2 separate regions of the Homo sapiens genome follow, and region 2 is linked to region 1. A link is an interaction called in ENCODE POLR2A ChIA-PET data of the cell type or tissue named here. Cell type or tissue: CD4-positive, alpha-beta T cell. All regions are shown on one strand. Each heading gives the region's core, and the rest is flanking DNA. Links, peaks and the distances in the headings are about the cores only.

What was found. ChIA-PET counts read pairs that join two places held together with the same protein. Peaks named below come from ENCODE experiments on the same cell type or tissue, not always from the same donor. Only the 100,000 strongest peaks of a DNase experiment are listed, where the experiment ranks them.
Region 2: POLR2A ChIA-PET joins it to region 1 with 14 read pairs; 2 of 35 experiments call an interaction of 5 or more read pairs at or near these places.

Annotation. Positions count from the first base shown.
Region 1 is chr6:45,217,859-45,230,351 of GRCh38, forward strand. All of the region lies in intron 2 of SUPT3H (SPT3 homolog, SAGA and STAGA complex component), which reads right to left. Among named protein-coding and RNA genes, the nearest start is that of MIR586, 26 kb to the left of the region's middle. In CD4-positive, alpha-beta T cell, for the core only: a CTCF peak has its summit at 8,452; no DNase peak of the experiment used is centred there.
Region 2 is chr6:45,303,408-45,315,900 of GRCh38, forward strand. The region is part of intron 2 of SUPT3H (SPT3 homolog, SAGA and STAGA complex component); the gene reads right to left. Among named protein-coding and RNA genes, the nearest start is that of RUNX2, 19 kb to the right of the region's middle. In CD4-positive, alpha-beta T cell, for the core only: no CTCF peak of the experiment used is centred there; a DNase peak (open chromatin) is centred at 7,294; H3K27ac peaks cover 874 bases.

The sequences.
Region 1 (12,493 bases), core at 2,364-10,363:
CAGCCTGAGTGACAGAGCAAGACTCTGTCTCAAAAGAAAAAGAAAACAAAACAAAAAAACATATATATGAAGCAAGGTGGAATCTGAAAAAATGTTCTAGTATACACAGGAAGGCAAAAAGAAAGAATGAGAGAAATGAGAAATAGAGGAAAATAAACAGAAAACAATAAATAAAATGGAAGAAAAGCTGTAACATATTCATAATTAAATGAAAATTGTTGAAATATACCATTTAAAGGGGCAAAGTTGGGCAGAGTACATAAAAACACGTGAAGGTAATCCTTTGAAAGCAAAAGAGTGAAAAATATATAACATGGAATATTAATAGAAAGCAGAAGGAGCTGTATTAATATCAGATAAGGTGAATTTCAGAGCAAAGAAAATTACTAAACATGAGAAAAGATATTATATAATGATCAAAGGAGCAATCTACTAGGAAGACATAGGAATCCTGTAAATACAAACAACCAAAAACAGAGTCTCGAATACATAAAGCAAAACTGATAGAGCTGGAAAAAAAATTGATATATCCACAACTATACATGGGGATTTCAAAAGCCCTATCTCAACAATTGATGAAAGTACTAGTGGCCGGGTACGGTGGCTCACGCCTGTAATCCCAACACTTTGGGAGGCCGAGGCAGGTGGATCACCTGAAGTCGGGAGTTCGAGACCAGCCTGACCAACATGGAGAAACCCCACCTCTACTAAAAAAATATTTAAAAATTAGCTGGGCATGATGGCGCATGCCTGTAATCCCATCTACTTGGGAAGCTGAGGCAGGAGAATCACTTGAACCTGGGAGGCGGAGGTTGCGGTGAGCTGAGATCACGCCATTGCATTCCAGCCTGGACAACAGGAGCAAAACTCCGTCTCAAAAAAAGTACTAGTGAGAAAATCATCAAGAATATAGAAAATCTGAACAACACACTCAACAAAATCAAATTAAAACATACAAATACTACACCAGAAAAAAGTACCCATTGAATATTCACTAAGATAGACCACGTCCTGAGCCATGAAACAAATCTCAACATATTTCAAAGAGTTAAATCAATATAGAACATGTTATCTAACCATAATTGAATCAAACTATTAATCAATAACAGAAAGATAATGAGAAAATCTCTAAGCACACTTCTAAATAATCCATGGGTCAAAGAAGTTACAAAGAAAGTCTAAAACTCATAAAACTGAATGAAAATAAAAAGACAACACACCAAAATATGTTTGATGCAGCTAAAATCAAGAGGAAAAAGAAACTCATATCACTACATGCTTACATTAGAAAAAAAAGTCTTAAATAAATGATCTAAGTTCTTATCTCAAGAAAGTAGAAAAAAAGCAAATAAACCTAAGCAGGTAGATGGAAGGAAATCATAAAGATAAGACACAGAATTTAAAGTAGGAAAATAGTAGAGAAAATCCATAAAAGAACTGGTTCTTTGAAAACAGATGAATAAAATAGATAAACCTACAGGAAGAATAACAAAAATAGAGAAAAGACACAAATCACAAACGCCAGGAATGAAAAACTAACAAAAATAGAGAAAAGACACAAATCACAAACACCAGGAATGAAAAAAACGACATTACCACAAATCCTGCATCTACTAAAAGATTAAAAAGGGAATACTACAAACAACTTTAGACTTACGAATCTGACAAGTTAGAAGAAACAAGCCAATTCCTTGAAAACCACACAGTACCAAAATACAACCAGTGTGAAATGGATAATATGAACTGTCCTATAACAATGTTAAAAATTGAATTCATAATTTTATAGCTCCCCCCAATTCCAAAACAATTATCTAGGCCTAATTGGTTTAAGTGGAGAATTCAAAATTCTCTAGGCCTAACTGGTTGGGTGGAGAATTCAAGTAAACTTTTAAAAAAGAATTGCCAGGCGCAGCAGCTCACGCCTGTAATCCCAGCACTTTGGGAGGCCGAGGTGGGTGGATCACGAGGTCAGGAGTTTGAGACAAGCCTGGCCAACATAGTGAAACCCTGTCTCCATTAAAAATAAAAAAATTAGCTGGGTGTGGTGGCACGTGCCCGTAGTCCCAGCTATTTGGGAGGCTGACGCAGGAGAATCGCTTGAACCTGGGAGGCAGAGGTTTCAGTGAGCCGAGACCATGCCATTGCACTCCAGCCTGGGTGACCGAGAGAGAGACTCTGTCTCAAAAAAAAAAAAAAAAAAAAAAAAAAGAATTACACCCATTTTCACAATCTATTAAAAAAAAGATGAGAAAATGCTTCCCATTTTATCAGGCAAATATAAACTGAAACTAAAACCAGACAGAAAAAGATTATTGCAGACCATCTTCTCTCACAAATACAGACATAAAATACCTACACAAAAATTAGCATATCAAATTCAACCATATATAAAAATAATTACATATCCTAAAAAAGTGGGAGTTATTCCACATGTGCAACACGGTTCAACATTCAAAAATAAAGCAATGCAAACAATCACATCAACAAGCTAAAGAAGAAAAATAGTATGAACATATCAATTGAGGCAGAAAAAAAAATCTGACAAAATCCAACATTATTTCATCAAGGGAAACTTTCCCAACAACCAAAAAATGACAGCTAAAATTATTCATAATGATAGAAGACTAAATGCTTTACCTCTAAAATTAGTAACAAGGCAAAGATATCCACTCTCCCCACTCTTTCTCAACATACTACTTACTGGAAGTTCTAGCTAGTACACCACCATAAGAAAAAGAAATAAAAAGCACACATATTGGAAACAAACAAAATATAACTGTTCCTACTTGCTAATGACATTACTGTCTGCATAGAAAATCACAAAGAATCTACAAAAGCCTCCTGGAAAAAAATAACAGAGTGAACCCTAGAAGAAAACCTAGGCCATACCATTCAGGACACAGGCATGGGCAAGACACTGTTGGTGGGAGTTCAACCATTGTGGAAGATAGTGTGGCGATTCCTCAAGGATCTAGAACTGGAAATACCATTTGACCCAGCAATCCCATTACTGGGTATATACCCAAAGGATTATAAATCATGCTACTATAAAGACACATGCACACGTATGTTTACTGCAGCACTATTCACAATAGCAAAGACTTGGAATCAACCCAAATGTCCATCAATGATAGACTGGATTAAGAAAATATGGCACAAATACACCATAGAATACTATGCAGCCATAAAAAATGATGAGTTCATGTCCTTTGTAGGGACATGGATAAAGCTGGAAACTATTATTCTGAGCAAACTATCACAAGGACAGAAAACCAAACACTGCATGTTCTCACTCATAGGTGGGAACTGAACAATGAGAACACTTGGACACAGGGTGGGAAACATCATACACCAGGGCCTGTCATGGGGTGGGGGCATGCGGGAGGGATAGCATTAGGAGAAATCTAATGTAAATGACGAGTTAATGGGTGCAGCAAACCAACATGGCACTTGTATATATATGTAACACACCTGCACGTTGTGCACATGTACCCTAGAACTTAAAGTATAATATAAAATATAATAATAAGAGTGAAATAGTTACAGGATACAAGATTGACACACAAAAATCAAGCTGTTTATAAATGCTAACAATTAACATGTGAAAACAGAAATTAAAATACTCCAAAGAAATTATAATTACTCCTAAGACAATTACTTAACAAAACATAAACAAGAGTTATATACTCAAAAGTATAAAATGTTGATGAAAGAAATCAGACAACCTAAATAAATGGAGACACAGTTTATGTTCATAGATTAGAAGACTCAACATACTGAAGATATTAATTTTCCCTAAATTGATATATAAGTTTAATTTAATTCCTATTATAATCCCATCAAGGTTTTTTCTTTTTGTAGACATAGGGAAGCTTATTCTAATTTGTAGTGCTTTTCTCACTTCATGGTCACAATAATTTAAGAAAATAATAATTTGTAGAACAGCTACTTCTAGAACAGCTAAAACAATCTTATAAAAGAAGAACAAATGAAAGGACTCACTCTACTTAATATTAAAGTCTACATATAACTACAACAATAAATACAGTGTGGTACTGTAGATGGACAAAAACATAGATCAATAGAACAGAATACAGAACGCAGAAATGGACCAAGCAAATAATGGCTCACAGATTTTTTAGAAGCTTAAAAGTATAATTCAATATAGGAAATATAACCTTTTCAACAAATAGTGATGGAGCATTTGGACATTCATAGGCAAAAAAATAAACTTCCACTTAAACCTCACAGCATATATAAAAACTAAAAAATGTATCACAGGTCTAAATATAAAACATAAAACTTAAAAAAAAAGTAGAAGAAAATCTTTAGAATCTAAGGCTAGGATTGACATCAAAAGCAAGATCCCTAACATTAGATACATTGCACCTCATCAAAATTAAAAACTTTTGCTATGCAAAAGAGCCTGTTAAGAGGATGAACAGATAAACTACAAACCGTAAGGAAAACACTCAACGCTTGACAGTAAAACTACAAACAATCCAATTAGAAAATGACAGAAGGCAGGAATGGACATTTCATGGAAGATGACATACAGATGGCAAATAAGCACACAAAATGGTGTTCAACATATTAGCCAACAAGGAAATGCAAATGTAAACCACAGGAGATTATCACTACAGGACCATCAGAATGGCTAAAATTTAAAAACAGTGACAACAACAAAGACTGATAAGAATATGGAGAAAGTGAATCATTCATACATTTCTGATGACAATGTAAAATTGTACAGATACTCTGGAAAACAGTTTATCAGTTTCTTTAAAAAATTAAACACACAATTACCATAATGACACAGCAATTATGCTCTTGGGCATTTATTCCAGAGAAATGAAAACATGTGTTCACGCAAAATTCTGTATATAAATGTTCACAGAAGCTTTATTTTTAATAGCCCAAAACTGGAGACAACTCAGATGTCCTTCAATGGGTGACTATTAAAGAAACTGGTACATCCACACCATGGAATACTCTTATCAATAAAGAGCTAATAACTACTAATGAATGCAACAACATGGATGAATCTTCATGGAATTATGTTTGAGTAAAAAAGATCAATACCAAATATTACATATTGTAATCCATCCATTTAACATTCTTAAAATGTCAAAACAATAGAAAGAAAGAACAAATCAGTGTTTGCCATGGGATAGGGAAAGAGGTAGAGAATATGAGAGAAGAGTTGGTGGAGGCTATAAAAGGGGAAGCAACACAAGGAATTTCATGGTAATAGAACTGTTATGTGTCTTGACTGGTGTAGTAGATACATGAAACCGTATGTGAGAAAAAAAGAACTAAACACTAAACAAACACACAAGTTCAAGTGCAGAAATCTTCACAAAATCAATGGATGTTATCAATGTTAATATTCTAATTTTAATAGTGTACTATAATTTTACAACCTCTTACCATTGGGGGTAACTAGATAAAGGATACACAGGATCTGTCTGTATTATTACTTGCAACTACCTTTGAATCTACAATTATCTCAAAATAAAAAGTTTAATTTTAAATAACTAAAATGAAGAAACAGAAATGATACCATATACTATTGTAAAAGTTCAGTAAGGTGTGCCATACTAAATTCGTATGTACCTAGAAATTCCAATCTAAAATTTCAGATTCCCAGAATTAAAACATCAATTATAGAACTTTTTTCTAACTATATAAATCATACCCTACAAAGCCCCTAAATTTTATATTTAATAATGAAATTTTTTCTTAATCTGATATATATCTTCTCAATTAATCTTACCCTCTTATAACAGATAAACTAAAGCTAAGTTGCAAGCTCTATCAAATCCTAGCAAATTCTGAATGAGTAAAGTCTAAAATTACCAAATATTTAAATTTAACTTCAAGGATACATTTACTGTAATTATCACATCATGATGTAAATTATTGCAAATATAAGTATAATCAAAGCTAGAGCTCTACTTACGAATTTACTATGAAGCACTAAATTACTAGTTTATTTTAAATTCCTCAATTTAAAACATTAATATAATCTTAATCTAACAATGTTAAATTACAAGTAGAATACTAAAAATGATAGAAATACTTAACCAACAGTAAATTACACCAACAAGCCTTAATAAAATATATCTAATATCTTAATATATATTAAATATACATATTAAATATAAAATATATCATAATGTACCAAAAACAAATCATTTGAAAAAAAATTCCATAAAGAACCAAAGGCAATATATTTTCAGTTAGAATTCACTCACAGGATTGAAAGACAAACATAATATATATATATACATATAAATGTAAATGTCATTAAAACTAATATCATTCTTACCACTCACTATACAGGTTTTCCTGTTCCCATTGTATTGTCTATTTAAAGATGTTCTCATTACTCATATGTAAGTACTCCCTCTAAAATGCATAAAATTCTCTCAATGGGATTGTTAAAAGATCTACAGTACTTCATGGTTTGAGCAGAACAAACTATGACATGCTGAAAGAATGTTTCTCACTGTGTGGTTCTGTCACCACCTACATACTGAGTTTACTATTTTAAATAAATGGTAGTGACACTTCACAGTGTACAGCATTTTAGTATCAATACATCTTCAAAAAAATTTAAATCTCTATATATTACCATCATTTGACAAAAGGATGAATAGGCAAGCAAGAGTTCATTCAAAACTATACCCAACTGGATCAAGAGGTCAGGAGTTCGAGACCAGCCTGGCCAAGATGGTGAAATCTCGTCTCTACTAAAAATACAAAAATCAGCTGGGCGTGGTGGTGTGAGCCTGTAATTTCAGCTACTCTGGAGGCTGAGGCAGGAGAATTGCTTGAACCTGGGAGGCAGAGGTTGCAGTGAGCTGAGATCGCGCCACTGCACTCTAGCCTGGGCGAAAGAGTGAGACTTTGTCTCCAAAAAAAAAAAAGAAAGAAAGATAGAAAGAAAAAAACTACACCCAACAGATTTTATTAACTATTAGTCAAGGTAAGATAATTTTTCATTTATTATAATATCTATCATTGCCACTATAATAAATTTTGACACAGAAATAAAAGTTATCATTATGTGTATTTCTGAACACATAAAAGGTCCCATACATTTAAGTTATTAAACTTCTAAAAATATACAATCTGCCAGGCGTGGTGACTCACACCTGTAATCCCAGTACTTTAGGAGGCCAAGGTGGGTGGATCACCTGAGGACAGGAGTTCAAGACAAACCTGACCAACATGGTGAAATCTCATCTCTATTAAAAATACAAAAATTAGCCGGGTGTGGTGGCATGCGTCTGTAATCTCAGCTACTCGGGAGGCTGAGGCAGGAGAATCGCTTGAACCTCGGAGGTGGAGGTTGCAATGAGCCAAGATTTAGCTACTGCACTCCAGCCTGGACAACAAGAGCGAAACTCCATCTAAAAAAAAAAAAAAAAAGACAATAAAAATATACAATCTATACTGTCAGACAGGATTTTTATGTTCTTCACTAACAAGGACAAAAGAACATTTAGGCAAATACAGCTACTTCATTTAATCGACATTTTGTGAACTATCTTATATGCCTTAATTTTCAATATTAAGAATCAACACCAAATCTTTACAGATAGCTACTGTATCATAATCAATATTGGCCCCAGCTAAATCTATACAAAATTTCTTATAAAAATTAATATTTTTGACCATTCCACATATGGAGAGAGATTAACTGGTTGGATTACTACTTTCTTCCACTATCTTCTTCCTCATCACTGAATAGATGGTATGCTAGTATGTTTTTTGGCAACCCTGCAAGTATCTTGGAGGTTTGTTTCAAGTCTTTTATTAAGTGTATATAACAATAATCCACTTTTTAACAGAGTCTGCTGTAGAATAAAACATACAATTTAGTATATTTCTGTCTCATCACATTATTAAATACATACAAAAATCTCTTTTATACCCACAGATCAAGCACAATCCCAAAAGACCTGAAGAAATAACAGCCTTCCACATGGTTGTAGTAATTTATCAATGAAACTAAAATACACCACTAAAACATTCCCTACTCTACATAACAAGCAATAAACATGGAGCCAACTGTTTAGTACAATGACAAAGAGGGCATAAATTTGTTAAGGAGAAAAAAAATTAACCTAAACACTGTCATCTTCACAAGACATATACACCAATGCAATCCTCAGATATGTAAGAATAAGTCATACATTATATTAAGCACTTACAATGTGTCAAGTAGTGTGCCCTTTACATTTATCAGTGAATTTAATCCTCTTGATAATCCTATAATTTTACAGCAGATATATGAAGTCCAGGAAATGGTGATATTTTTCAGTTGGGTATATTAAAACTCTAAGTTTTATTTCAGAAAAGTATTCCTATTTTAAGGCAGCTAAATTGTTTTGCTTTCTGCCACCAGGGGATGTACACTATACAATATGACTCTAAGCATACAATATATATTTGTATGTGTGTATGTTTGAGTGTGTGTGTGTGTATAACGTTTACTCAAATACAGAAAAAAATTAAATTTTAAGCCTGCATGATGACTGACTGTGGTATTGTGCTGTGCTGGTAAAATAGGCTTATTAAATTGTCATGCTTTGGGAGGCCGAGGTGGGAGGACTGCTTGAGGCCAGGAGTTTCAGGCCAGCCTAAGCAACATAGGAAGACCCCCATCTCTACAAAAAAAAATTTTTTCTTCTTTTTGAGACGGAGTCTTGCTCTGTCACCCAGTGCAGTGGCGCAATCTTGGCTCACTGCAACCTCCGCATCCCGGGTTCAAGCAATTCTCCTGCCTTGAGTAGCTGGGATTTCAGGCCCATGCCACCACACCCAGCTAATTTTTATATTTTAGTAGAGACGGGGTTTCACCATGTTAGTAAGGCTGGTCTCGAACTCCTGACCTCATGATCCGCCCGCCCTGCCCTCCTAAAGTGCTGGGATTACAGGCGTGAGCCACTGCGCCTGGCCAACAAAAATATTTTAAAAAAACTACATGTACTCTGTGGCAAGTGCCTGTAGTCCCAAGTGACTAGGGAGGCTGAGGTGGGGGAATGGCTTGAGCCCTGTTCGAGGTTACAGTGAGCTACGATCATGCCACTGCACTCCAGCCTGAATGACAGAGTGAGACCATCTAGAAAAATATATATATATTTAAATATATACTAAATATATATATTTAGTAGAGAAAAGGTTTTGCTATTCTCAAACTCCTGAGCTCAAGGGATCATCCTGCTTCAGCCTCCCAAAATGCTGGATTACAGGATGAGCCACAATGCCCAGCCAAAATTATCAAATTTTTAACCTATTTAATGATAGTTAGTATATGAAATAATACTAAAATAAATTCCATGATTGAAGGAAACTAGAATATGTTTATAAGAGAAAAATTTCTGGAATTAAAATAATTATGAAAAATTATTTATATTAGATATCTTTTGAAAAACATATTCTACTTCAGACATTTTCAACATTAGTAATATGTTAATTAGTTTGATGATTCCTTAACTCTGTGATGTTTATGTGCTTATGCCTTCACAATTATGTTTAACTTATTTAACTTAACTGTAGATTTCAGCTTTAAAAATAATCATAAAACTAGATACTGCTCATAAAAAATAAAATTCATGCAATTTCAGTTATTAGCTTTTCCCACTAGTTTTAAACTATTTCCAGGCTCCCTCCAAAAAAGACTATTTATACTTGGACTTCCTTTTCCATTTTATGTTTCAGATTAGGAACCTAACACATAATATTAAACAAAAGGTTACCTGGACACCTGTTGCATTCCTAGATCACAACTGGTTTCCCAGTGAGACAGGACACCCAACCCACCAGGCAGCTTTATGCCATGAACAATAAGATTCAAAGGTAGAGAATAATAAGAAAAGGTCCAAAACACAGGTACCAATCACTTCAATGATTAAATTATTCCTTAATTTAACATTGTGTCTGGCCTGACTAAAAACACACTAAGCCCATTAAGGCAATATAGCTAATGTTTTCAGATGATACAGTAAAGCTTGCTGAGAGTGAGGAATATATTAAAAATAAAACAAAATGAAACTTTTATATTTTAATTTTTATCAAGATAATAAGAATGGCGAAGAAAACAAGCAAAAAAAAAACTACACTCAAAGTACATAATGATCTGTTGCCAATATGAAAACATACAGAGCAATGCTATGGCAATATCACACTGTGAAGGTGTAACTTCTACAGGTGAATCATTTTCTATCTGCTCCTCAAGTGCAATCAGTAAGTGAAGCCAAAAATGTCTGCTTTTATTATTTTCTGCTTACCTTTTACAATGTTCAATTTTATGTGTGACTTAAATGGGCCAAAGGGCACCCCAATATCTCATGAAACATTATTCTAAGTTATTCTATGAGAATGTTTTGGGATGAGATTAACATTTAAATCAGCAAACTAAGCAAAGCAGATAGCCCTCCATAATGGCAGTGGTTCTAATCCAATCAGTTGAAGGCCTTAATAGAGCAAAAGGCTGACCCTCCTCCAAGTAAGAGAGAATTTTGCTGCTTTATAGCCTTAGAAATGAAACATGAGCTCTTCTTGCCTATTGTCTTAAACCTGAAACATTGCCTTTTCCTGGTTATATAGGAGCTTCTAGCCTTCAGATTCAAATTGGTATGTTGGCTCTGCAGATGTTAAACTTGAATCATGTGAGCCAACTCTTTATAATAAATCTCTTTCTATGCAAACACCCGCGCGCGCGCACACACACACACTATTGGTTTTCTCTGAAGAATACACCTTCTAAAAATAAAAATAAAAAAAATTTTTTTTTTGAGATGGAGTCTCACTTTGTGGCTCAGGCTGCAGTGCAGTGGCACAGTCTCGGCTCACTACAGCCGCCGCCCCCAGAGTTCAGGTGATTCTCCTCCCAAAGAAGCTGGGACTACAGGCATGCACCATCACACCAGGCTAATTTTTGTATTTTTAGTAGAGATGTGGTTTCACAATGTTGGTCAGGCTGGTCTCGAACTCCTGACCTAAGGCGATCCACCCGTCTTGGCCTCTGAAAGTGCTGGGATTACAGGCATGAGCCACCGTGCCCAACCTAAAAATAAATTCTTAATAATCAATTTACCAATAGGATTATCAAACTTTTGCTATGATGATAAGAAGATATAATCTTGCATGAAAGCATTTAATTGAATGAATTAACAAGCACTCCAAAATATGCTAAGATTAAACCCTAACATTTTTTAAAATCATATATAAAATCAAAATTCTGGAATCCTTTTTTATAAAAATCATGAGTTTGGTAAAAACTGAGTTATTTGAAATATTACTTACTGGTTTGGGTTTTTTAATTTTATTTTTTAATTTTAATTTTTTATTATTGCAGTAACCATTTTTACCAAAATAGCCATTATTTAACTAACTTCTTGGGACTCATTGTATCACAGCAGGAGTTATGTCTTTAAACTCATTCTTTTTCCTAGGAGAACTACAAATCAACTTATACTGAGAGAGTTTTCTTTTGCATTCTGAAAGGTGATACTGCCCCACTGCATGAAATACACAGGATGAAATAGGAGTATGAGCCATGTATTCTACTATAGCAAAATACTAAAATAAAAATAACAATATCTGGCATGAACTGAGTACTTATTACATTCCAGACATAGATGGTGTTCTATATATATATAATCTTCTAAAACAGATTATCTTGCTGATACAATTATCAGCCACATTTTACAGATGAGAAAACTGAGGCCCAAAGATAACAACTATTCCGAGAACACATTAAAGACTAAGTAGCTAAACCTCCTTCAAACCCCAGCCTAACTCTAAGCCCACATTTTGTTTCTCTCTTTTATTAATACATAATAATTTATATATTTTGGGGATGTATGATAATGTTTGTTACATGCAAAAAAAAGTGTAATGATCAAGTCAAGATAAATGGGGTAATCCAACATCTTGACTATTTATTATTTTTATGTACAGGTATCAAGTCCTCTAGTTACTTTGAAATATATATAATATTCTTACTAGTACAGTCACCCTATTCTGCTATCAACCATTGGAATTTATCTATTCTACCTAACTATACATTTGTACCCATAACCAACCTCTATTCATGGTCCCTTTCCCCCACCCTCCCAACTTACCCTGTCTCTGGTATCTATTCTTCTATTCTCCATGTCCATTAGATCTAGTGTTTTAGTCCCAGATATGAGTGATAACATGTGGTATTTGTCTTTCTGTATCTGGCTAATTTTCATTTCACTGAACACAATGACCTCCAGTTCCATCCACAAACTGGATAAAGCTGTTAGATAAAATGACTTCCAGTTGCATTCACAGGATTCTGCAGTTAGTGGATAAAATGTTCTATCAATGTCTGTTAAGTCCATTTGGTCTAAAGTCTAGTTTAAGTCTAACGTTTCTTTATAGATTCTCTGTCTAGATGACCTGCCTAATGGTGAGAGTGGGATGTTCAGGCCTGCACAATTATTTTATT
Region 2 (12,493 bases), core at 2,408-10,407, 86 kb after region 1:
TCAAGCAAATTAGCAACAAAAAAGCAAACAATCCCATCAAAAAGTGGGCTAAGGACATGAACAATTTTCAAAAGAAGATAGAGAAATGGCCAACAAACATATGAAAAAATGCTTAACATCACTAAGGAAAGTAACTTTGAAACAACCAATTTGCTTTTTGTTTCTCGTTTCTGTTTTCTTCAGCCATTTTTGGCCTATAAAGCCAACTATCTCTGCTCAGTCCATTCTATTTAATAGAATGAGATGTTGCCTGATTCTAGAAGTAAAAAAAAAAAAAAAAAAAAAGAAACAAACAAAAAAAGCCAGGCCGGGCACAGTGGCTCATGCCTGTAATCCCAGCACTTTGGGAGGCCAAGGTGGGCGGATCACGAGGTCAGGAGTTCAAGACCAGCCTGGCCAATATGGTGAAACCTCATATCTAATAAAAATACAAAAATTAGCTGGGCATAGTGGTGCGCGCCTGTAGTCCCAGCTACTCGGGAAGCTGAGGCAAAAGAATTGCTTGAACCCAGGAGGGGGAGGTTGCACCACTGCACTCCAGCCTGGGCGACAGAGCAAGACTCTGTCTCAAAAAAAAAAAAAACCAAAGCCAATTAAATCTTTAAATTAAATTTGTTGTACTTCTCTTTTAATAGACTATATACTGTAGAAAGCTAAATATGTTGGCAGATGAGAACTAAGTACTAGTATACTACAGATCAGGATCAGTAAGAGTTAGTCACTCTCACAAAGTGGATGCTTTATAAATGGAAAAATAATATACTTTTTATCTATTTAAATGTGTAAACAGCAATATCTAATAATTATATTTCACTTAAAATATATTAAAAGACATTTAAAACTGCTTTATACAGGAAAATATTACAGATAAAAGTTACTAATCTCTACCCATCCATCCAAATTATAGAGGTCTAATTTTGAAAATCAATTTAGCAGAGGAATGTTACTTAATTTAAAGGAAAAATCACTTTGATAATTATGCTCAAAGACACACCTCAATGAAACCATCCAAAAAACTAAATATGTAATAAATTTTTCCACTATTTTATCGTTATGTTTGGCATTAATGATACCACTTAGTATTCTACTGCTCTACAAGGCTAGTATCATTTTCTAAAACTAAACAGACTGTTAGCAGAAGTTATTTCAAAGCTATACAAACAGACCTCAGAAAGTTTCTGTTAAATTTTTTTTCCTAAAAAGAAAGGTCAAAGAGGAAGAAGTTATTAGGAATACAGGGTGAGAAAATAAAAGAAGTAGTATTCAAAACAAAACCAAAAATACGAATAGAAAAGAATGGCTTCAATGATTTTTTTCCAGTTGCTTATCCTCGCAAAGTAACCATTTAATGGGTAAGAATGCCAAAAATATCTTAGAAAATGCACAATGCCATTATACCTAGATTCTTTTTAAGCACCAATGGCCATCATCAGTCAATAATGTACTTAAAATGAAAACCCACTTGAGCACTAAAAGAACACAAATAGAAGAAATCAACAGCCTGAAACGTTTATTTTTACAAACAGTTGATTACAGAAACCCAACTCAAGAACACCATGGCCTGATCTTCTTTTTGAATACATAATGTATCCAATAGGAATCACAGAGGAATAGGCATTTTCTTCACGCTTTTATATTTGCTTATTCGTTTGCTTTTCAAAGAAAAGTATTATTTTCATGAGGCATAAATTCCAGAGAATGACATGGCTAATTATAGTTTGTAGAACTTTTTAATCTAAGCCATTAGACTCCCTGAACTACCTCAAACGAAAAACATCGGCTTTTAGCTCTAAATCTAAATGAATTGTTTCCATATTACCGGAACATAACTCGTTTCATCTCACCACCTGTATTACATAATATCATGGTCTTTTCATACCAACTCCAATATAACTACAATATTTATTGCTTCCGCTATACCTACTGCATTTTATGATTCAGTGTTATTACACATATAAAATGAATGGTCGTGTTTTGAAATTTTCAAGAAGTTACAAAAGTCTTTTCACAAATACATCTACATAAATTCAGCTAGATTATTCTAATAACATTTGACAAAATGTTCCTTCCACCAACTTGTTTGTTTATAAATTAAATTACATGCACAAAACTAATTTTCAACCAGTTTTCAGAGTTCCCTTTCTTTATGTGGTTTTAGTTCATTCAAGCCCTCAGCATTGTTCACTACAAAATCCTTCTGGTCCCTTCTAATATACACTATATACCACATTGCTATTAGATGATTCAAAACCATACATCATGTAACTCCTTGCCTTAAAAATCCAATAATGGAAATGACATCACCAACGACAGAGTAGAAGCCACTATCTTTCCCAACTCCACACCTGCCCCAACCCCAGAACTGCAGTCATTCTACAAATAACCCACTCCAAGCCCAGGCAATGTGGCTGCACTGGGCCCACATTTCAGATATCTGAGCCATCACCTTAGTGAGCAACTTCATATTCCCTGGGCTAAAAGCCAAGCCCTCACTGCTCATGCTTGTACTCCAAGTACCAAACCAGCTATCACACAGAGCTAGGCCCCACGTCTACCTAGGAGCCTCTCTAATTCTGCATATACCTGTACTCCCAATTCTCATCTCCACTGATGTGTTCACAAGCCTCCAGGCATCACATACTGCTGCCAACATGGCAGGTGAGGTGCCTACATGATACATATCAGTGCCATTATGGACCCAGATGCCAGAGCCATACTCCCTCCACAAGTACCCAGGCTTCAGGTCTCAACTCCAAGGCCACATCACAGGCAACACACATCACAAACTAGTACCACTGCTATTTCAAGCAAGTCCACAAGCCATACCCAGTACCAAAACGAATCCATGCTCAGCCACAACTTCCCTGTTAGGAGTAAAAGAGATCACAAGGACCTTAGCAGCCATTGTCACCAAAGACCCCAACAACCCTTGCTGCCACCACAGACATCAGTATTAGCCACTGAGGATTCACACTATTGGCCACTGAGCATCCCTCCAATCTTGGTCTAAAATCAACCTCGGCTGGCAGAGCTACACAGATTACCCAGCTTGAACCCTCACTGGTGCCAGAACTGTTGTACCCTAACCAACAAGCGCCCTCATAAGGTGAAGGTCTTTCCATAGCAAAACTAGCCCAAAAAGTCTGCAAGGGGTGACTACTCCACCAAATGCTCAGACATCAACATAATGCAACAAGAACCATGAAAAACCAAGGAGACAAAACACCACCAAAAGAATACAATCGGGCGGTTCCAAGATGGCCGAATAGGAACAGCTCCAGTCTACAGCTCCCAGCATGAGCGACACAGAAGACGGGTGATTTCTGCATTTCCAACTGAGGTACCGGGTTCATCTCACTGAGGCTTGTCAGACAGTGGGTGCAGGACAGTGGGTGCAGCCCACTGAGCGTGAGCCAAAGCAGGGCGAGGCATCGCCTCACCCTGGAAGTGCAAGGGGTCAGGGAATTCCCTTTCATGGCCAAGCAAAGCTGGAAAATCAGGTCACTCCCACCCTAACACTGCGCTTTTCCAATGATCTTAGCAAACGGCACACAGGAGATTATATCCCGCACCTGGCTCAGAAGGTCCCAGGCCCACGGAGCCTCACTCATTGCTAGCACAGCTGTCTGAGATCAAACTGCAAGGCGGCAGCAAGGCTGGGGGAGGGGTGCCCGCCATTGCTGAGGCTTGAGTAGGTAAACAAAGCCACCAGGAAGCTCGAACTGGGTGGAGCCCACGGCAGCTCAAGGAGGCCTGCCTGCCTCTGTAGACTCCACCTCTGGGGGCAGGGCATAGCCAAACAAAAGGCAGCAGAAACCTCTGCAGACTTAAACGTCCCTGTCTCACAGCTTTGAAGAGAGTAGGGGTTCTCCCAGCACACAGCTGGAGGTCTGAGAACAGACAGACTGCCTCCTCAAGTGGGTCCCTGACACCCGAGTAGCCTAACTGGGAGGCACCCCCCAGTAGGGGCAGACTGACACCTCATACGGCTGGGTACCCCTCTGAGACGAAACCTCCAGAGAAACAATCAGACAGCAACATTTGCTGTTCAGCAATATACGCTGTTCTGCAGCCTCCGCTGCTGATACCCAGGCAAACAGGGTCTGGAGTGGAGCTCCAGCGAACTCCAACAGACATGCAGCTGAGGGTCCTGACTGTTAAAAGGAAAACTAACAAACAGAAAGGACATTCACACCAAAACCCCATCTGTACATTACCATCATCAAAGACCAAAGGTAGATAAAAAAGACAAAGATGGGGAAAAAGCAGAACAGAAAAACTGAAAATTCTAAAAATCAGAGTGCCTCTCCTCCTCTAAAGGAACGCAGCTCCTCACAAGAAACGGAACAAAGCTGGATGGAGAATGACTTTGACGAGTTGAGAGAAGAAGGCTTCAGACGATCAAGCTTCTCCGAGCTAAAGGAGGAAGTTCAAACCCATGGCAAACCTTGAAATAAGATTAGACAAATGGCTAACTAGAACAACCAATGCAGAGAAGTCCTTAAAGGACCTGATGGAGCTGAAAACCACGGCACGAGAACTACGTGACAAATGCACAAGCTTCAGTAGCCGATTTGATCAACTGGAAGAAAGGGTATCAGTGATGGAAGATCAAATGAATGAAATGAAGTGAGAAGAGAAGTTTTGAGAAAAAAGAATAAAAAGAAACAAAAGCAAAGCCTCCAAGAAATATGGGACTATGTGAAAAGACCAAATCTACACCTGATTGGTGTACCTGAAAGTGACAGGGAGAATGGAACCAAGTTGGAAAACACTCTGCAGGAGAACTTCCCCAATCTAGCAAGGCAGGCCAACATGCAAAATCAGGAAATACAGAGAACGCCACAAAGATACTCCTCGAGAAGAGCAACTCCAAGACACATAATTGTCAGATTCACCTAAGTTGAAATGAAGGAAAAAATGTTAAGGGCAGCCAGAGAAAAAGGTCGGGTTACCCACAAAGGGAAGACCATCAGACTAACAGCTGATCTCTCAGCAGAAACTACGAGCCAGAAGAGAGTGGGGGCCAATATTCAACATTTTAAAGAAAAGAATTTTCAACCCAGAATTGCATATCCAGCCAAACTAAGCTTCATAAGTGAAGGAGAAATAAAATACTTCACAGAGAAGCAAATGCTGAGAGATTTTGTCACCACCAGGCCTGCCCTACAAGAGCTCCTGTCCTGGGATCGGGGGAGGGAGGAGGGAAAGCATTAGGAGATATAACTAATGTAAATGACGAGTTAATGGGTGCAGTACACCAACATGGCACATGTAAACATATGTAAGAAACCTGCAAGTTGTGCACATGTACCCTAGAACTTAAAGTATAACAAAAAAAATAAATTTAAAAAAAAAAAAGTCAAAAAAAATAATGAAAATTCTGAATTAAAAAAAAAAAGGTGCACAATTTGGTTTGTTATGCAAATTTTTGTTTTTCCTGAGCTATTCAGCTACTTTAAAACATGCATATAAGCTAGCTAGTCATTTTGAATAAGAAGAAAAATAAATGGAGAAATGATTATGATAGCACTGTTTATGCCTTTTAAAAACAGAATGTCTAAATATTTGGAAAAAAAAAAGGTGCACAATTTGGTTATGCAAATTTTTGTTTTTCCTGAGCTATTCAGCTACTTTAAAATATGCATATAAGCTAGCTAGTCATTTTGAATAAAAAGAAAAATAAATGGAGAAAGGATTATGATAACACTGTGAGTGTTTATGCCTTTTAAAAATAGATGTCTAAATATTTAGGAAAAAAAAAAAAAAGAATACAATCTCCCAGTGCCTGACCACAAAGAAATGAAGATAAACTGCCTGAGAAAGAAATCAGAATAATCATTTTAAGTGAGCTCAGTGAACTTCAAGAAAATAAATGACCAAAATGAAAAACCTAATAGATTGAAATTATAAAAAGAAACAAATTCCAAAGCCGAAAAACACGATGAAATGAAATTAAAACTTTAACTGAGTATCAACAATATCAGAACTGATCAAGCAGAAGATCTGTGATCTTAAGGACAAGTTAGTTAAAAATATATAGTCAAAAGAGAAAAAAAAAACTATGTAACTGAAGAAAGCTTATAAAATATATGAGACAGCATCAAAACAGCAAATATTTCGGTCATAGGAGTTCAAGAAGAAGAAAGAGAAAAAGTGATAGAAATCTTATTTAAATAAATAGCAGAAAATGTCCCAAATCTGAAGAAGATATAAATATCAACATATAGGCAGGGAAAAAAATCTCCCATCAGAGTTAATCCAAACAAGAATAGACGAAGGTATATTATAACCAAACTGTCAGAAATCAAACATAAAGAAAAGATCCTGAAACCAACAAGAGAAAAGAAAGAAATCACATATAACAGAGTTCAAATAAGGCTAACAGCAGTTTTCTCGGTAGACACCTTACAGACCAGGAGAGAATGGGATGATATAGTCAAAGTGATGAAAAGGATGGGGAGAAAATGTCCACCAAGAATAGTGTACCAGATTGTGAATGTTAGCTTCTGATCAACTGCAGGAACAAACCAGCAATCCTGAGAGGACCCACAGAACCTCTGAAGAAAGCGGACTGCTCCTGCAGTACCTGGGAGACACCTCAAATACTCTGGGAAGTGGAAAGCCTCTGGTAAGTTTTCAAGCGTGCCCTCCACCTGGAAACAGACTTGGGGCTGTTGTGGGCAGCACGGTGGGAATGAGACCAGCCTTTCAGTTCGCTTGGGAGCTAAGTGAGGCCTGTGATTGCCGCTTTTCCTCACATCCCTGACAACCTGCATGACTCGGCAGAGGCAGCCATAATCCTCCTAGGTATACAATTCCAGTGACCTGGGAATCTCACCCCATCCCCCACAGTAGCCACAGCAAGACGGCCCAAGTAGAGTCTGAATTCAGACACACCTAGCCCCATCCCCACCTGACAGGATTTCCCTAGGAAACCTGGTAGCCAAAGACAAAGGACATACAATCCTGGGAGTTCTAGGGCCCCACCCACTGCTGATCCCTCTCCACACTACTACAGCTGATGCTTTCTAGAAAGCACCACCTCCTGGCAGGAAGTCAACCAGCACAAAAATAGAGCATTAAACCACCAAAGCTAAGAACCCTCACAGAGTCCGTTGCACCCTCCACCACCTCCACCAGAACAGGCACTGGTATCCACTGCTGAGAGACCCATAGACGGTTCACATCAGAAGGACTGTGCACAGAAACCCTCAGCACCAGCCAGGAGCTGGGTAGACTCACTGGGTGGCTAGACCCAGAAGAGAGAAAACAATCAGGCAGTTTGGCTCACAGGAAGCCATAACCACAGGAAAAGGGGGCGAGTACTACATCAAGGGAACCCCCTGTGGGACAAAAAAATCTGAACAACAGCCTTCAACCCTAGACCTTCCCTCTGACAGAGCCTACCCAAATAGGAAAGAACCAGGAAATCAACCCTGGTAATATGACAAAACAGGGTTCATCAACACCCCCATAAAATCACACTAGTTCACCAGCAATGGATCCAAACCAAGAAGAAATCCCTCACTTACCTGAAAAAGAATTCAGGAAGTTAGTTATTAAGCTAAACAGGGAGGGACCAGAGAAAGGCGAAGCCCAATGCAAGGAAATCCAAAAAGTGATATAAGAAGTGAAGGGATCAATATTCAACAAAATAGATAGCATAAAGAAAATACAATCAAAAATTCAGGAAACTTTGGACACACTTTTAGAAATGCAAAATGCTCTGGAAAGTCTCAGCAATAGAACAGAACAAGTAGAAGAAATTGAGAGCTCAAAGACAAGGTCTTCGAACTAACCCAATCCAACAAAGAAAAAGAAAACAGAATAATATGAACAAACCCTCCAAGAAGTTTGGGATTATGTTAAACAACCAAACCTAAGAATACTCTGTGGAGAATGCACAATTACTAACAGACCTAAGAATAATCAGTGTTCCTGAGGAAGAAGACAATTCTAAAAGCTTAGAAAACATATCTGGGGGAATAATCAAGGAAAACTTCCCCAGCCTTGCTAGAGACCTAGACATCCAAATACAAGAAGCACAAAAAAACACCTGGGAAATTCATCACAAAAAGATCAATGTCTAGGCACACTGTCGTCAGGTTATCCAAAGTTAAGACAAAGGAAAGTATCATAAAAGCTGTTAGACAAAAGTACCAGGTAACCTATAAAGGAAAACCTATCAGATTAACAGCAGATTTCTGAGCAGAAACCCTACAAGCTAGAAGGGATTGGGGCCCTATCTTCAACCTCCTCAAACAAAACAATCTTCAGCCAAGAATTTTGTATCCAGCGAAACTAAACATCATATATGAAGGAAAGATACAGTCATTTTCAGACAAATGCTGAGAGAATTCACCATTACCAAGCAACCACTAAAAGAACTGCTAAAAGGAGCTCTAAATCTTGAAACAAATCCTGGAAACACATCAAAACAGAATCTCTTTAAAGCATAAAGCACACACGACCTATAAAACAAAAATACAAGTTAAAAAGCAAAAACAAAAAAAACAAAGTATAAAGGTAACAAAGAACATGATGAATGCAAGGGTACCTCACATTTCAATACTAACATGGAATGTAAATGGCCTAAATGCTCCACTTATAACATACAGAATTGCAGAATAGGTAAGAACTCACCAACCAATTATCTGCTGCCTTCAGGAGATTCACCTAACACATAAGGACTCACATAAACTTAAAGGGGTAGTAAAGAGCATTTCATGCAAATGGACACCAAAAGCAAGCAGGAGTAGCAATTCTTATATCAGACAAAAGAAACCTTAAAGCAACAACAGTTAAAAAAGACAAAAGGCCGGGCACAGTGGCTGACACCTGTAATCCCAGCACTTTGGGAGGCCAAGGTGTGCAGATCACGAGGTCAGGAGATCAAGACCATCCTGGCCCTGGCTAACACAGTGAAACCCTATCTCCACAAAATATACAAAAAAATTAGCCAGGCATGGTGGCGGGTGCCTGTAGTCCCAGCTACTCAGGAAGCTGAGGCAGGAGAATGGCGTGAACCCAGGAAGCGGAGCTTGCAGTGAGCCGAGATCGTGCCACTGCACTCCAGCCTGGACGACAGAGTGAGACTCCATCTCAAAAAAAAAAAAAAAGACAAAAAGGGACATTATATAATGATAAAAGGCCTTGTCCAACAGGAAAATATCATAATCCTAAACATATATGCACCTAATACTGGAGCTCCCAAATTTATAAAACAATTACTAACAGACCTAAAAATGAGATAGACAGCAACACAATAATGTGGGGGGGGGGGGGGACTTCAATACTCCACTGACAGCACTAGACAGGTCAACAAGACAGTCAACAAAGAAATAATAAATTTAAACTATACCTTGGAACAAATAGACTTTGAGCAGATATATACAGAACATTTCATCCAACAACTGCAGAATACACATTCTATTCAACAGCCAAGGAACTTTCGCCAAGATAGACCATATGATAGGCCATATAAAGAGCCTCAATAAATTTAAGAAAATTGAAATGCTATCAAGCACTTTCTCAGACCACAGTGGAATAAAACTGGAAATCAACTCCAAAAGGAACCCTCAAAACCATGCAAATACATGGAAATTAAATAACCTGCTCTTGAATGAGCACTGGATCAAAAATGAAATCAAAATGAAAATTAAAAAATTCTTCGAACTGAATGACAATAATGACATAACTTATCAAAACCTCTGGGACACAGCAAAGGCAATGCTAAGAGGAAAGTTCATAGCCCTAAACGCCTACATCAAAAAGGTTGAAAGAGCACAAACAGACAATCTAAAGTCACGCCTCAGGGAACTACAGAAACAAGAACAAACCAAAACCAAACCCAGTAGAAGAAAAAAAATAAGAGCAGAGCAGAACTAAACAAAATTGAAACAAACAAACAAAAAATACAGTACAAAAGATACATGAAACAAAAAGATGGTTATTTGAAAAGATATATAAGATTGATAGACCATTTGCAAGATTAACCAAGAAAAGAGAGAAAATCCAAATAACCTCACTGAGAAATGAAACAGGAGATACTACAACTGACACTACTGAAATACAAAAGATCATTCGAGACTACTATGAACACCTTTACACACATAAACTAGAAAACCTAGAACAGATGGATCAATTCCTAGAAAATACAACCCTGCTAGCTTAAATAAGGAAGAATTAGATACCTTGAACAGACCAATAACAAGCAGCGAGATTGAAATGGTAATTTAAAAATTATAAAAAAAAAAAAAAGTCCACGACCAGACGGATTCACAGCAGAATTCTACCAGACATTCAAAGAAGAACTGGTACCAATCCTTTCAACACTATTCCACAAGATAGAGAAAGAGGGAACCCTCACTAATCCATTCTATGAAGCCAGCGTCACCCTAATAACAAAACCAGGGAAGGACATAACCAAAAAAGAAAACTACAGACCGATATCCTTGATGAACATAGATACTAAAATCCTTAACAAAATACTAGCTAACCAAATCCAGTAACACATCAAAAAGATAATCCACCATGATCAAGTGGGTTTCATACCAGGGATGCAGGGATGGTTTAACATATGCAAGTCAATAAATATATTTCACCACATAAACAGATTTTAAAACAAAAATCACACAATCATCTCAATCGATGCAGAAAAAGCATTCGACAAAATCCAGCATCCCTTTATGATCAAAACCCTCAGCAAAATCAACATACAAGGGACATACCTTAATGTAATAAAAGCCATCTATGACAAAACCACAGCCAACATAATACTGAATGGGGAAAACTTGAAAGTATTCCCCCTGAGAATGGGAACAAGACAAGGATGCCCATTCTCACCACTCCTCTTCAACATAGTACTGGAAGTCTTAGCCAGAACAATCCGACAAGAGAAAGAGATAAAGGGCATCCACGTCGGTAAAGAGGAAGTCAGACTGTTGCCGTTTGCTGACAATATGATTGTTTACCTTGGAAACCCTAAGTACTTCTCCAGAAAGCTCCTAGAATTGATAAAAGAATTCAGTAAAGTTTCCGGATACAAGATTAAAGTACACAAATCAGTAGCTCTTCTATATACCAACAGCAATCAAGCTGAGAAATCAATAACTCAATCCCTTTTACAATAGCTGCAAAAATAATAAAATACTTAGGAATATACCTAACAAAGGAGTCGAAAGACCTCTACAAGGAAAACTACAAAATACTGCTAAAAGAAATTACAGACAACACAAACAAATGGAAACACATCCTATGCTCACGGATGGCCAGAATCAGTATTGTGAAAATCATCATACTGCCAAAAGCAATCTATAAATTCAAAGCAATCCCCATCAAAATAGCACCACCATTCTCCACAGTTAGAAAAAACAATTCTAAAATTCATATGGAACCAAAAAAGAGCCCACATAGCCAAAGCAAGGCTAAGCAAAAAGAACAAATCTGGAGGCATCATATTACCTGATTTCAAAATATACTATGAGGCCATAGTCACCAAAACAGCATGGTACTAGTATAAAAATAAGCATATAGACCAATGGAACAGAATAGAGAACTCAGAAATAAATCCAAATACTTATAGCCAACTGATCTTTGACAAAACAAACAAAAACATAAAGTGGGGAAAGGACTCCCTTTTCAACAAATGGTGCTCAGACACTAGGCTAGCCACATGTAGGAGAATGAAACTCGATCCTCATCTCTCACCTTATACAAAAATCAACTCAAGATGGATTAAGGACTTAAATCTAAGACCTGAAACTAAAAATTCTAGAAGTTAACATTGGAAAAACCCTTCTAGACATTGCCTTAAACAAGGATTCCATGACCAAAAACCCAAAAGCAATTGCAATAAAAACAAAAAAAAATAGCTGTGACCTAATTAAAGAGCTTTTGCATGGCAAAAGGAACAATCAGCAAAGTAAACTGACAACCCACAGAGTTGGAGAAAATCTTCACAATCTATATATCTGACAAAGGACTAATATCTAGAATCTACAACAAACTCAAATCAACAAGAAAAATCAATCAATACCATCAAAAAGTGGGCTAAGGACATGAATAGACAACTCTCAAAAGAAGATATACAAATGGCCAACAAACACATGAAAAAATGCTCAACATCACTAATGATCAGGGAAATGCAAATCAAAACCACAATGCGATACCACCTTACTCCTGTAAGAATGGCCATAATCAAAGAATCAAAACACAGTAGATGTTGGCATGGATGCGGTGAACAGGGAACACTTCTACACTGCTGGTAGGAATGTAAACCAGTACAAGCTGCTATGGAAAACAGTGTGGAAACTCCTTAAAGAACTAAAAGTAGAACTACCATTTGATCCAGCAATCTCATTACTGGGTATCTACCCTGAGGAAAAGAAGTCATTATTCTAAAAAGATACTTGCACACGCATGTTTATAGCAGCACAATTCACAATAGCAAAATCATGGAACCAACCCAAATGCCTATCAATCAATGAGT